4 separate regions of the Homo sapiens genome follow, and regions 2, 3 and 4 are each linked to region 1. The links are chromatin contacts, found by Hi-C or POLR2A ChIA-PET in ENCODE. All regions are on one chromosome and are shown on one strand. Each heading gives the region's core, a stretch centred on a gene start or an enhancer-like site at or near the end of the contact. The rest is flanking DNA. Distances are from core to core; before and after follow the strand shown.

Region 1 (3,171 bases), core at 304-2,803:
CTGGATACTAATTATTGAAAGTTGAAGAATTTGATGTTCATTTAAATAGATTTTTTGAGGGGGAAGTTCTTGAAACAAAAATAATTATTTGCAATTTTTATCTCCTACAGCAATAATGTCCTGGAATAGTAAAGTCATGTTGATAAAGACAGTGGAATAGTAGTATCACATTAGCAAAGACAGTTGAATAGTAAAATTATGTTAACATAGGTAGGGGGCTGTGTGCGTAACTGATTTAGGCAGGGCCTATCTGTTACCCAGGATTAACATGGTGGGCAGTGGTGAAGGGCATGGGCTGAGGATTCCAAAAGCCCTGGGCTCGAATGTTGTCACATTCTCTTATGTGTAGTGGCTTAATCTCTAAATTTTTATTCCTTTTCTGCCGTTAAAAACAAGCTTCTAATTTTGTTTGTAACTTTTTATTTTGAACTAATTTTAAACTTACAGAAAATTTCCAAAAAGGTATAGAACAGTCCCTATATCCTTCACCCAGCTTCCTATTATATTAAAATCTTACATAACCATAGCACAATTGCAAGGCCAAAAAATAGTATTGGTACAATGTGATTAAACCACAGACCTGATAATATAGGGTTTTTTTTTTAAGAAAAATTACAAAAAGCATTAGATGCAGTGCCTGGAAAGCATTAGACTCAGTGCCTAGCACTTAGTAAGACCTCAGTAAAGGATTGCAGTTATCTTTATGACCTGGTCATCGAGGGGCTGGCAGGGGAGACCACACCTGGTGCTCAGGGACACTTCTCTGTTTTTTGGCACACAACTTAGGACCACGCAATAAGGCCCTCTACTGCCTTCTCTGTGCTTAGCTTCTGTTACCCAATCGGCATCTTTGAAAGACATCTTCACTTCCTGGGCTCTAAGGATTAATTCAGGGACTTCTGGAGCAGGTTTGGAGAAAGGCTGTTTCAGGAATCATTCAAGATAAAGGACATGGAAGCGGGTTCTACAGGTTGCCTTCCACTAGTTTAGATCTTTGAAAGAATAAGGCAAAATACAGTGTTAACCAACCAGACTACAAACACTTTCCCTGTTTATTCTGTAACATAAACGAAATGGCAGATCATCAGTGGACAACCATAACGAGCCTCGGACTCGGGAAGATCTGGCTATGTTCCTTAAGCCATCAGGGCCTGACAGATCACAAAAAACTTCCAATAGTCGGCGGTCACGTTGGAGAAAAGGGTGGTCCGCATAGACCGACCAGGTCGGCATCTGTGAACCAGAGTCGGACTTCGCAACGTCTGGGGAAACGTCCGGCCCGCGTGGGGGAGCTGGGCTCCGGTTGGCTAGGGCAACCCCGCGGTGCCAGGGCCGGGACACCCACCAGTCTGCCCCGTGCAGTGTCTCGGACGGCGCTTCCAGCGCGGGGCTAAGCAAGGACGGGGCTCCTCCCGCCCGCACCTGGCTGAGCTGGGGGACTCGGGCGGCGGCGTCCTGCTCTCTTCCTGCCAGTCTTACTACCTGGGCTGGGTGGCAGCTCCAGCCCAGCTCTAACTAGCTCCTCTGCGCCCTGCCTGGCCGCTGGCGGAAGTGCGTCTGCGAACCCCTTCCGGCCTTGCGCCCCAGCTTCCAGCGGCTTCAGAGAGGTGTGCAGCGTGTGGGGTCCCCAGTGCGCGCCGCGGAGTCTCCAAATGGGGTCACTTGGGCATGGGGTTTTGTTTCACAACTTGTCTCATCCGAAAGAAAGGGTTTGAGTTCCAGCTTCGCAGCGTTGAGTCCGTCAGTCCTCCCCGCTCAGGTCGGCAGGCGGGAACCTCCCCAGACTTCATTTCTGTCCACCGACCTGGAGTTTCAGTTTTCTCACAAAAGTACACTTTTCCCAATCACTGTAACCATAAATGGCTCAAAATAAAAATGAATTTTTTCTTGACTCTGGAAAACAAATGTAGAAAGAATCAGAATTGTTTCAAACAAAAAGTCATAAAAGATAAATGCAGTCCTCTATTAGGTTAGGCCCATGTTATTAATTCTTGTTCTGCTTGATGTTGGGTTAGTAATCTTCATGAATCCATCAGTTTTTTTTTTTTTAAGAGTTCTGGAAGTTTTTAGCTAGTCCAGTGGTGTGATTTCCAAAGTTATCAGAAACCTGCATTCAAGAGTACTTGGCAGTGTCCTTTCCATGAATTTCCTTTAAGGAAAATAAAATTTTAGACTGTAGCGAATTGTAAATCACTTTTTGAGAAGTAAAGTAAGACAATAATTGTCTGTGGATGGCAAAAGGCTTAGAGTAGCCATGGTTAAACACACAATTAACAAGAAAATCTGGTTATTTCTGTAGCCTACAAAATTTGCCATAATCATAATTATGACTGATAACATATACCAAGACACATCAGAATTTAGGAATATACAATTTCGGAACACATGTTAATAACACATTTATACAAATGTGACTGAAAGTTTTGGGTTTTTTTTTTTTTTGCCTTTTCCCACATCTTCTAATCAACAAAAGTTAAATGCCATTTCTTATTTGACAGTGTTTCCTGTGTGATTTTAACCAAATAAGCCTAATATGTCTCTCTTGGACTATCAGGCATTCCTTATAGAAAATACTTAATTTTAGAATTTGAAATTTGATTTTGGGAATTATGTCAAATATCAAAGTCTTAAAACCTTTGATATCAAAACTAAGATCACAGGTCATAATAATCATTTATTTAGCCAAAGTGATAATTGAAATATTTCAAAAAGCGTAAACCTTTACTCTTTGAAAGAGAGGAGATTCAGTTTTTCAAACAAGAATCTGTCTCTCTCTCTCCTTTTTAAATTTTTAACAGTTTATTCAAAAGATGAACACTAGTCTTATATCTCTTATTAATACTATATTGTTCAAGCAAGAAAATAAAATTCTACTTTGTATCAGTGCATTGTTAATATTAAACCTAATTTTAATAATACCTTATAAACAGATCCATCTATTCTCATCAGCTTTGACCATGCAAGATAAGATTTCCACAAACTTTGTATAACCTTTTACAATTTTTCCTATTCTCTTTCCCCAAATTCCTGCATCCACTCAGTTTATTATTCTTTTTAATCCTTTCACTTTAAAGCAACCATTTTTTAAAAAATTTTACTTTAAATTCCGGGATACAAGTGCAGAACATGTAGGTTTGTTACAAAGATGTGTGTGTGTCACGGTGGTTTGCG
Region 2 (2,897 bases), core at 162-2,661, 290 kb before region 1:
GGAAAACTAGCCCTTGCCTGTGATATGTTGCAAGCCTTTTTCTTTCCTTATTTTTTTTTGACAAGCAATACATTTTATTTTCATGTAGCCAGATTTATTATTTTTATGGGTTTTAGATTTTGAGTCATATGGTTAGATAATGTTTCCCTATTCCCACGTGTTAGAATTATTATTCATGTTTTCTTCTAATACATGTATAGGTGGATTTTTTATATTTAGATCTCAGATCCATTTAGAATTTATCTCTATTGTGATGTGTGGTGGGAAATACAAATCCAGTTTTACCTTTGCCAAACGGTTATCATCCCAGCACAACTTCTAAGTTCTTCATTTCCCTGTTGATATGTGGTGTCACCTTCATCATTTACTCAATATCCTTACATACCTGGATCCATTTCTGGTCTATTCTTTCTCTCTGTTAATACACTAAAATTATATGGGTATGTTCCAGTATCTGATAAGGTTGACCCTCACCATTTTTCTTTTTCATGGGTTTCCTGGCTATTCTTATTTCCCCACATGAATTTTATAATCAGTTTATCTAATTCCAGAACAATATTTGTTGATATTTTTGTTGGAATACTACAGTTGCATACGTATTTAGGGAGGACTGACCTCTTTGAGTCTTTCCAAGAACCTCATATCGCTTTCTGTTTGTTTAAATGTATACTTGGCCTTTTAGGAATGTTTTAAAGCTTTCCCCATAGAAGTTTTGTTCATTTCTTGTTAAGTTTATTCCTAGTTTCACTTTTTTGCTGCTCTTGTAAATATGGTCTTCTCTTCCATTATATCTCGTAACTCGTTATCATTGATTATTCACATATATGAAGGTCGTTGATTTTAGTGTGTTAACTTTATATCTTGCTATTTTACTAAATTATCCTTTTTTTATAGTTTTTCCATTGAACCGGGTTTTCTGACATATAATCATACATCAGCACATAAAAGAGAACATCAAAAGAATCGTGGATGGCGAAAGAGCCGGCAGAAACCAGCCGGCTGGCCCTTGAGAAGTCTGTGTGGAAGAAGTCCCTTCGCCACCGCTAAGCGCGGATTTGGGAAGGTCCCCCGGAGAACATCCCTTTGAGGCATCTCTAACCTCAGAGACACAGAATCCCAAAGTGAATGGAGACGCAAGGGATTTCCCTGTCTTAAGATCAGTTCTACAAGCCTCGACCACCCATCGGGTCGGGGGAAGTGTGGACAATGGCTGGGTAAAGAAGAGGAGAAGATAAACCCGTTCCATTTACCAGCGGGCCTGAAAGCCATCAACCTTCCTCTCACGTAGACGCGCGGAAACACTACCGAGTTGAAAGCCCCTTTCGCTCCCTTCCTAGAGCGGCCGCGGAAGTGCGCCCCGCGCGGGCTGGTTCTTAGACCCCCCGTGGCCGCTTCCGGCCTTTGTGGGTCACTTTTGATGGGTTCCGGGTCCCAAAAGGGTTCGAGGCCTCTTGCCTTCGCTCCGTAGGAGGGAGTTCTCTTCTGGCCCTGGGGGCCGCAGGTGAGCGATGTTGTGCTCTGTACGCTGCGAGCAGGTGGGCGGGAGATTGCTGTATTCCAGCTGCTGGGCCCCTCAGGCCCTGGCCGGTGCAGAGTGGACCCCGGTCCTCCCAAACCCAGGCGGATCCGCGGGAAGCTCTCCCTCCCCAAAGTGCGTTGGGACATTAGGATGAGGGTTTGGCTCCCAGTCTCTGCAGCAATTCCAGGCTGTAAGGCCCATACCTTCCGCGTTTGCTTCGGGCTGTGTATCCTTGGGTTCAGCGCTTACCGACATTTCTGGACAGTGGTGGGTCACAGACGCTCGCCGGCGTCCTAGGGACCCTTTCCTGGGCCTTCCTCACTTCAGATTATAATCACAGACCACGAGGTTAGAGGGAAGCCTTAAAGAGTAACCTCTTCAGCCTTCTCACTTTATAAATGAAGAATGAGGAGCAGAAAGATTAAGTCCCTGAAGAAATAAATTTACATGACTGTAGCTTTTGTGATTTCATGGTTTCCACCAGACATCTGGACATTCAAAAGATAAAAGTAACTAATCAAGGATGTCCTAACCTTTTGTTATTATTATTTACTTGATCTAAATGTTAGTTTTATTCCATTTGTCTTTCATTTAGGACCAAATGAGAATAAGTTTACCAACAAGTCTTACTCTTAAGTCCTGAAACAACTTGGCACCTTTCCTCAGTCTTTCTCTTTAAATTAGTCTAATCTTTTTTTTTTTTTTTGAGACGGAGTCTCGCTCTGTCGCCCAGGCTGGAGTGCAGTGGCGCGATCTCGGCTCACTGCAAGCTCCGCCTCCCGGGTTCACGCCATTCCCCTGCCTCAGCCTCCTGAGTAGCTGGGACTACAGGCGCCCGCCGTCACGCCCGGCTAATTTTTTTTTTTTTTTTTTTTTTGTATTTTTAGTAGAGACGGGGTTTCACCATGTTAGCCAGGATGGTCTCGATCTCCTGACCTCGTGATCCGCCCGACTCGGCCTCCCAAAGTGCTGGGATTACAGGCGTGAGCCACTGTGCCCGGCCTAAATCGGTCTAATCTTAAGTCTTTTCTATCAGAGTATTTTTCTGAGTAAGTATTGTACATTAATCCGGAGGTCAGATTTCAAAGGTCATAGTTAAGTTCTCAGAATTTGCAGTTTTACTTTATGGTGGAGTTTGTATTAATAATGATGGCTTATTCTTCAGGACTGTCCAGGAATACAGTTTCCAGGTGAGATCTTACTTGAAACACCGGTAGTTCTAGCACAGCTAAAATGGCATCTACTTGGGCTATCCAGGCCCACATGGACCAGGATGAACCTTTGGAAGTAAAGATAGAGGAAGAGAAATATACCACCAGACAGGATTGGGACCTGCGTAAAAACAACACCCATAGCAGAGAGGTCTTCCGTCAGTACT
Region 3 (2,846 bases), core at 131-2,630, 270 kb after region 1:
TCGATTTGTACGTTTGTGTGTGTGCCAACTGCTTCATTACTAAAGTACACATGAAGTTTAGGGACAGAGCGCCGGAAGCACTGTGGATATTTTACCAGTGACACTTAAGTATTATATTTTCTTTGGGGTCAACAGGAACTGAATTTTCCCTTTACTAGGTTTGTCTGATGATAAACCTCATCCTTCTTCAGATATAAAATTGTCTCAAGCGTTGCTGCAACATGCAGTACACTGCAGTGCTAATTAATTTCTTTTCTTTTTCTTTCTTTTTTGAGACAGAGTTTCGCTCTTACTGCCCAGGCTGGGGTGCAATGGCCCGATCTCGGCTCACTGCAACCTCCATCTGCCGGGTTCAAGCGATTCTCCTGCCTCAGCTTCCCGGGTAGCTGGGATTACAGGCGTCCGCCACCACGCCCAGCTATTTTTTTGTACTTTTAGTAGAGACGGGTTTCACCATGTTGGCTAGGCTCGTCTCGAACTTCTAACCTCAGGTGAGCCACCCGCTTCGGTTTCCCGAACCGGGATTAGAGGCTTGAGCCAAAATTAGTTTCTAACAAGGCTAAAGGAATCTTGGAAATCGTCTTTGTAGCAAGTAAGAAATACCTGCTGTAAGAACAGTGAGTGCCAGTTCTCTTTGGGAAGACTGAGTGGCTCTGAAAAGAGCCTTTGGGGTGTGGGCCGAGACTGACCGAACGTTCCGCGGTGGGCGGGCTCACTTGGAACTGGTGTACTTGGTGACGGCCTTGGTGCCCTCCGACACCGCGTGCTTGGCCAGCTCCCCTGGCAGCAGCAGGCGCACGGCCGTCTGGATCTCCCTGGAGGTGATGGTCGAGCGCTTGTTGTAATGCGCCAGGCGGGAAGCCTCGCCGGCGATGCGCTCGAAGATGTCATTGACGAAGGAGTTCATGATGCCCATGGCCTTGGACGAGATACCGGTGTCGGGGTGGACCTGCTTCAGCACCTTGTACACGTACACGGAGTAGCTCTCCTTGCGGCTGCGCTTGCGCTTCTTGCCGTCCTTCTTCTGGGCCTTTGTCACTGCCTTCTTGGAGCCTTTCTTCGGGGCAGGAGCGGACTTTGAGGGCTCGGGCATGACTGGGAGTAACTGCCGGAAAATTGGAGGAAAAAAACAGGAAGACGGTAGCTCTGTCAACCTACCGCTTATTCACTGCTTCTTAACGCAAGTGGGGTAGAGAATGAAGTTGTGCGTTTAACCAGTGGTGAGTCCTGGAAACGTATATTAACTTTGTCCAATCAAAATAAGTGTTTTTCAAAACCGCAATCCCATTGGTTAAAGCGAAACTGTAATGTTAGCCAATAGCACAGCTTAGTTTTCGTGCCTCTGTTGACTATAAGTAGCGGAGCTTTAGCGTTACGTCAGTCTCAGGAACGTTACTGATTGAATTTTTTACGTCATGTCGGGACGTGGCAAGCAGGGCGGCAAAGCTCGCGCCAAGGCTAAGACCCGTTCTTCAAGGGCGGGTCTTCAGTTCCCAGTGGGCCGAGTGCACCGACTGCTCCGCAAGGGCAACTACGCTGAGCGGGTCGGTGCCGGAGCGCCGGTGTACCTGGCGGCGGTGTTGGAGTACCTAACCGCCGAGATCCTGGAACTGGCTGGCAACGCGGCCCGCGACAACAAGAAGACCCGCATCATCCCGCGCCACTTGCAGCTGGCCATCCGCAACGACGAGGAGCTCAACAAGCTGCTTGGTAAAGTGACCATCGCCCAGGGTGGTGTCCTGCCCAATATCCAGGCCGTGCTGCTGCCTAAGAAAACTGAGAGCCACCACAAGGCCAAGGGCAAGTAGCGGGGCTGGAGCAGTTCATTACTCATACCTCGGTCCAAACCAAAAAGGTTCTTTTCAGAGCCACCTACTTTTTCACCAAGTAGAGCTGTGTTCAGTTTTATCTGATAGTCGAGTCATTTTGCAATGGCACTGGAATGCTGTATGGAGATGAAGCAAAACTAAACGGCTTTTACACCACATTGTTTTGAGATAGAAAGTAGACATTGAAATGTTTACGGTACATCAAGAAATTTAGGCGCGGCAGCTCGCGCCTGCAATACAGCTGAAACAATAAGAAAAGTGAGGCAAGAGAATAACAAAGGGAGCTGAAAGTTAGAGGGCAGAATAAGTAAAAGCAAAGGGCAGAAGTAAGGTAGATGGGCGGGTGAACAAGAAGCGAGATAACAAGCAGTGAACCTTTTGCAGCCGAAACAAAAGAGATAATGTGAGCAAGGACCTCGTGGCCGGCAAGATCTGGAACAAACCAGTTTAAGAGGCAGCTCTTCAGAGATGGGCATGCGTATTAGAGAGGAAAAGTATCCTTAACAAAAGCCCGTATGATAATCAGCTACTTAAGGTTCATGCATATGGGCTACATATCATGCATATATTTAAGATTATAAGATAGAGGCACAAGCCACAGAGGACAAAGTAAGCAACAAACCTATCAATAAAAGGGCAGATGCTGGCTATAGATTAGGCAGCACTGGGAACAGAAAACATACACACACGCACGCACACACATAAAATGACTCAAACTACAGCAAGCTGACGCTGATCTCACCTCGCAGAGGTCAGTCCGCTCTCTCCCACCCCCGAGAGTGTAATACTCTGTTTACTAAACTTTTGCTGCTTTGCTTTGCTATCTGTGTGTGTGTCGTCCAATTTCTACCGGGCACCAAGAGCCTGGAACTGTTTGGCACCATCCGGTAAACAGAACCGCTTTGGGAAGCCGAGGCGGAAGGACCGCTAGAGCCTTGGAGTTCGAAGCCAGCCTGATCTTTACAAAAGTAAAATAACTAACCGTGCCTGGCGTCTCATAGCCTGTAGTCCTAGCTA
Region 4 (2,750 bases), core at 22-2,521, 340 kb before region 1:
TTGGGTCTGCACTACTTTTAAGCATTGTAATGCTCACTACGATGGTCTGCAGCTTCAGTCCTTAAGTCAGCGAGACCACGAACCCACCAGAAGGAAGAAGCAACTGCAGGCACGCCACCCTTAGGAGTTGTAACACTCACTGCAAAGGTTTACGACCTCACTCCTGAAGTCAAGTGAGACCACGAACCCACCGGAAGGAAGAAACTCTGGACGCATCTGAACAGCAGAAGGAACAAAGTCCAGACACACCATCTTTAAGAACTGTAATGCTCACCGTGAGTATCCGCGGCTTCATTCTTGAAGTCAGAGCAGGAACCCACTGGAAGGAGCCAATTCTGGACACAGTAGACTGGCAGGAACCAATGCCAGACACAGTAGCAATGAGGTTATTCATTGCCCGAAATCCAGATCTTGGTTTCTATATACCATTTTTCACTGATGTACTGTAGCTTCATGAAGCAATGGTGATTCTAGGTTTAGGGTAGGAATAGTATAAAATGGGACTGAAATATCTTTTGTGAGAAAGTGAAGTGCACAAAAACTGTTGGGAACTTATCAAAGGACATAGAAACCTGTTTGTGGCCGGGTGCGGTGGCTCACTTCTGTAATCCCAGCCCTTTCGGAGGCCGAGGGAGCGGATCACTTGAGGGACAGGAGTTCAAGACCAGCCTCACTAAGGCATAGTGGTGTGTTCTTGTAATCCCAGATACTCAGGAGGCCGAGACAGGAGGATCACTTGAACCCGGAATGCGGAGGTTGCAGTGAGCTGAGATCGCATCCACTGCACTCCAGCCTGGAGACTTTGTCAAAAAAAGAAAAGAGAGGGAGCAGTGTGAAAGGGCTCCAACTGACCAAATTTTAAATAATTTGAGCATCAACATAATAATAACAGTAATTATTTGTAAAGGAATCCATGAGTTCATCGTGATAAAATGAGACGGCAGGGAAAAGAAAGGGTATTCTTTGCAGGAAATGGCAACTAATAAATGTAGAAATGTGCTTCAGTTTCCTCACCTGTTAAATGGAGATAATTGTACCTAACTCACAGGGTTGTTATGCGGGGTAATGAATTAATACGTGTTAAAACACTATGTTGGCCGTTATTATATTGCCGCGTGGAAGACAATGTGTCACCTAGTATCTCACTTAAGACTACAGACGGGATTCAGAGTGACGACCACAGAGGTGTGGAAACCTCCGGCCTTCCTAGAAGGAACACAGCCGGAACCGCTGTTTCGCGGAGAGCGGGCCGCGGTGACGCATTTCCGGCCTTTGTAGTTTATCATTCTTTGGGCTGCGGTTGTCAAGGATTCAGAGCAGATGTGATCTGCGCTAGGTGGCATCTCCTCTCACGGATGCCTCGGTGAGCTTCGGAGTCGGGCTACCGCTGAGGGGCTTCGGAAGGGCCAGTCTGTGCACTGCGACCTGGACTGGGTGTGGGGATTTGGCGGCAGGGTCTTCTTGGCCAGAGATGGGCCGGGCAGGTGAAGGGCAGAGGAGGTTGCTCCGCAGCCTGGAAGGGCTTTGTTAACCAAAAGTCAGCGTCGTTGCCCCTACCCCTTTCCCCCACCCTATGTCTGTTCCTGAGCTCTTCAACCTCTCTGCCCTGTACTGATGGCACTCTGAACTCTCCGTATCTGCATCTTAGGATTCAAATAGATTCGGATATGAAGAAATGTTTGTATTTTCCGATGTCTTATTCTCTACTGTGGACTTATTTTAAAGAATGAGCAGGGATAGTTTTAAACTATGCCACAGCCTTTCTTAGTCTAACTCACATAGTATAAAGGCTCTTGCTGCTATCGAATTTTTTAAAAGAATAAATAGCATCTACTATGTGCCAGCCCAGCACTGTTCTAAGCACTTTACAAATATTATCTGCTTCTCATAACTCTATGAGATAGACACTATTATTATGTAGACTACACCCCACCTCTCTGTCCCGCCCCTTTTTAAAATTAACATACAAGAAGAAAATGAAGTTAGTAACTTGCCCAAGGTCGTAGAGCGAGTAAGGGGTGTAGGCAGGATTCAAATACAGGCAATTTGGCTCCAGACTCCATTTTCTTAAAACCTTTGCTATGCTAACTCCACTCTGTTCCTATATTAGCTTTACAGCTATAACCCGGGAAGTTACTTCGCTCATTTGAATCCCGTCCTTCTTTTGTACCTCAGTAGTCCTGGGCTTCTAGTTAGGATTTGATTGGAGAGAATATATCTGAAGACGTATATCTTTCAGTGTTTCTGCAAACCTGATGAAACAGCCGTTTTATTGGTTTGTGTGCATGTTTTCACCCACTCATCTTGTTCTTTGAGCAATAGAAAAAGATTACAGTCTTGGCCCTAAGGGAAAGTAGCAACTATTAATTAAACTACCATTGTACCAAAATTGTACATTATCTTATTAAAAGATTAATTTGCATGTTTATATGCCAGGTTTTGTGCAAAAACACTTTGTATGCATTATCTCATTTAATATTCTCAACAAGTTGGCAAGGCAGTTGTTGACCTCATTTCATATATGAGCTTGAGGCTTAGAAAAATCAACTAACTTGCCCAAGATCACTGCGTTAAAATTCACAGATGGCCTGGCACTATGGTTCATGCCTGTAATCCCAGCACTTTGGGAGGCCGAGGTGGGCAGATCACGTGAGGTCGGGAGTTCGAGACCAGCCTGACCCATATGGTGAAACTCCATCCTACTAAAAATGCAAAAATGAGCCAGGAGTGGTGGTGGGTCCCTGTAATCC

What was found. Hi-C counts contacts between places; a loop is a spot of excess contacts on that map. ChIA-PET counts read pairs that join two places held with the same protein, here RNA polymerase II (POLR2A). Pooled maps may share reads with other maps.
Region 2: a loop to region 1 is called in a map of CD4-positive, alpha-beta memory T cell, with 11 times the contacts of the local background. The contact joins the promoter of ZSCAN12 here to the enhancer-like site in region 1. A Hi-C loop is called at or near these places in 1 of 168 maps with a recorded cell type or tissue (CD4-positive, alpha-beta memory T cell), 4 of 37 single-sample maps with no recorded cell type and 8 of 50 pooled maps. POLR2A ChIA-PET finds 5 or more read pairs at or near these places in 5 of 52 experiments (HepG2, MCF 10A, WTC11 and 2 more).
Region 3: a pooled map shows a loop between it and region 1 (3-fold over the local background). The contact joins the promoter of H2AC15 here to the enhancer-like site in region 1. A Hi-C loop is called at or near these places in 2 of 37 single-sample maps with no recorded cell type and 3 of 50 pooled maps. POLR2A ChIA-PET finds 5 or more read pairs at or near these places in 8 of 52 experiments (CD4-positive, alpha-beta memory T cell, HEK293, HEK293T and 4 more).
Region 4: a map of naive thymus-derived CD4-positive, alpha-beta T cell shows a loop between it and region 1 (10-fold over the local background). The contact joins the promoter of ZSCAN23 here to the enhancer-like site in region 1. A Hi-C loop is called at or near these places in 1 of 168 maps with a recorded cell type or tissue (naive thymus-derived CD4-positive, alpha-beta T cell), 1 of 37 single-sample maps with no recorded cell type and 8 of 50 pooled maps.

What each region holds. Positions count from the first base shown.
Region 1 is chr6:28,103,158-28,106,328 of GRCh38, reverse strand. No RefSeq gene overlaps it. Among named protein-coding and RNA genes, the nearest start is that of ZSCAN16, 20 kb to the left of the region's middle. RefSeq lists an enhancer at 611-750. Within about 2 kb of position 1,553, at least 36 of the 41 ENCODE cell types and tissues checked have a DNase peak (open chromatin) inside an H3K27ac peak, as active enhancers do.
Region 2 is chr6:28,398,261-28,401,157 of GRCh38, reverse strand. It overlaps ZSCAN12 (zinc finger and SCAN domain containing 12), which reads left to right and starts at 1,411. Exons shown (of 4, transcript NM_001163391.2): 1 at 1,411-1,501; 2 at 2,685-2,897. The coding sequence starts at 2,753. LOC105374998 (a long non-coding RNA gene) reads right to left here and starts at 1,339. Exons shown (of 2, transcript XR_926659.2): 1 at 1,251-1,339. RefSeq lists an enhancer at 1,028-1,277 and a silencer at 2,289-2,358.
Region 3 is chr6:27,836,909-27,839,754 of GRCh38, reverse strand. H2AC15 (H2A clustered histone 15) reads left to right here and starts at 1,380. Exons shown (of 1, transcript NM_003510.3): 1 at 1,380-1,875. The coding sequence starts at 1,416. The coding sequence ends at 1,808. It overlaps H2BC15 (H2B clustered histone 15), which reads right to left and starts at 1,186. Exons shown (of 1, transcript NM_003520.4): 1 at 645-1,186. The coding sequence starts at 1,093. The coding sequence ends at 713. RefSeq lists enhancers at 935-1,144, 1,475-1,564, 1,635-1,744, 2,015-2,064, 2,135-2,224 and 3 more.
Region 4 is chr6:28,442,012-28,444,761 of GRCh38, reverse strand. ZSCAN23 (zinc finger and SCAN domain containing 23) reads left to right here and starts at 1,271. Exons shown (of 4, transcript NM_001012455.2): 1 at 1,271-1,363. RefSeq lists enhancers at 1,089-1,168, 1,339-1,388, 962-1,472.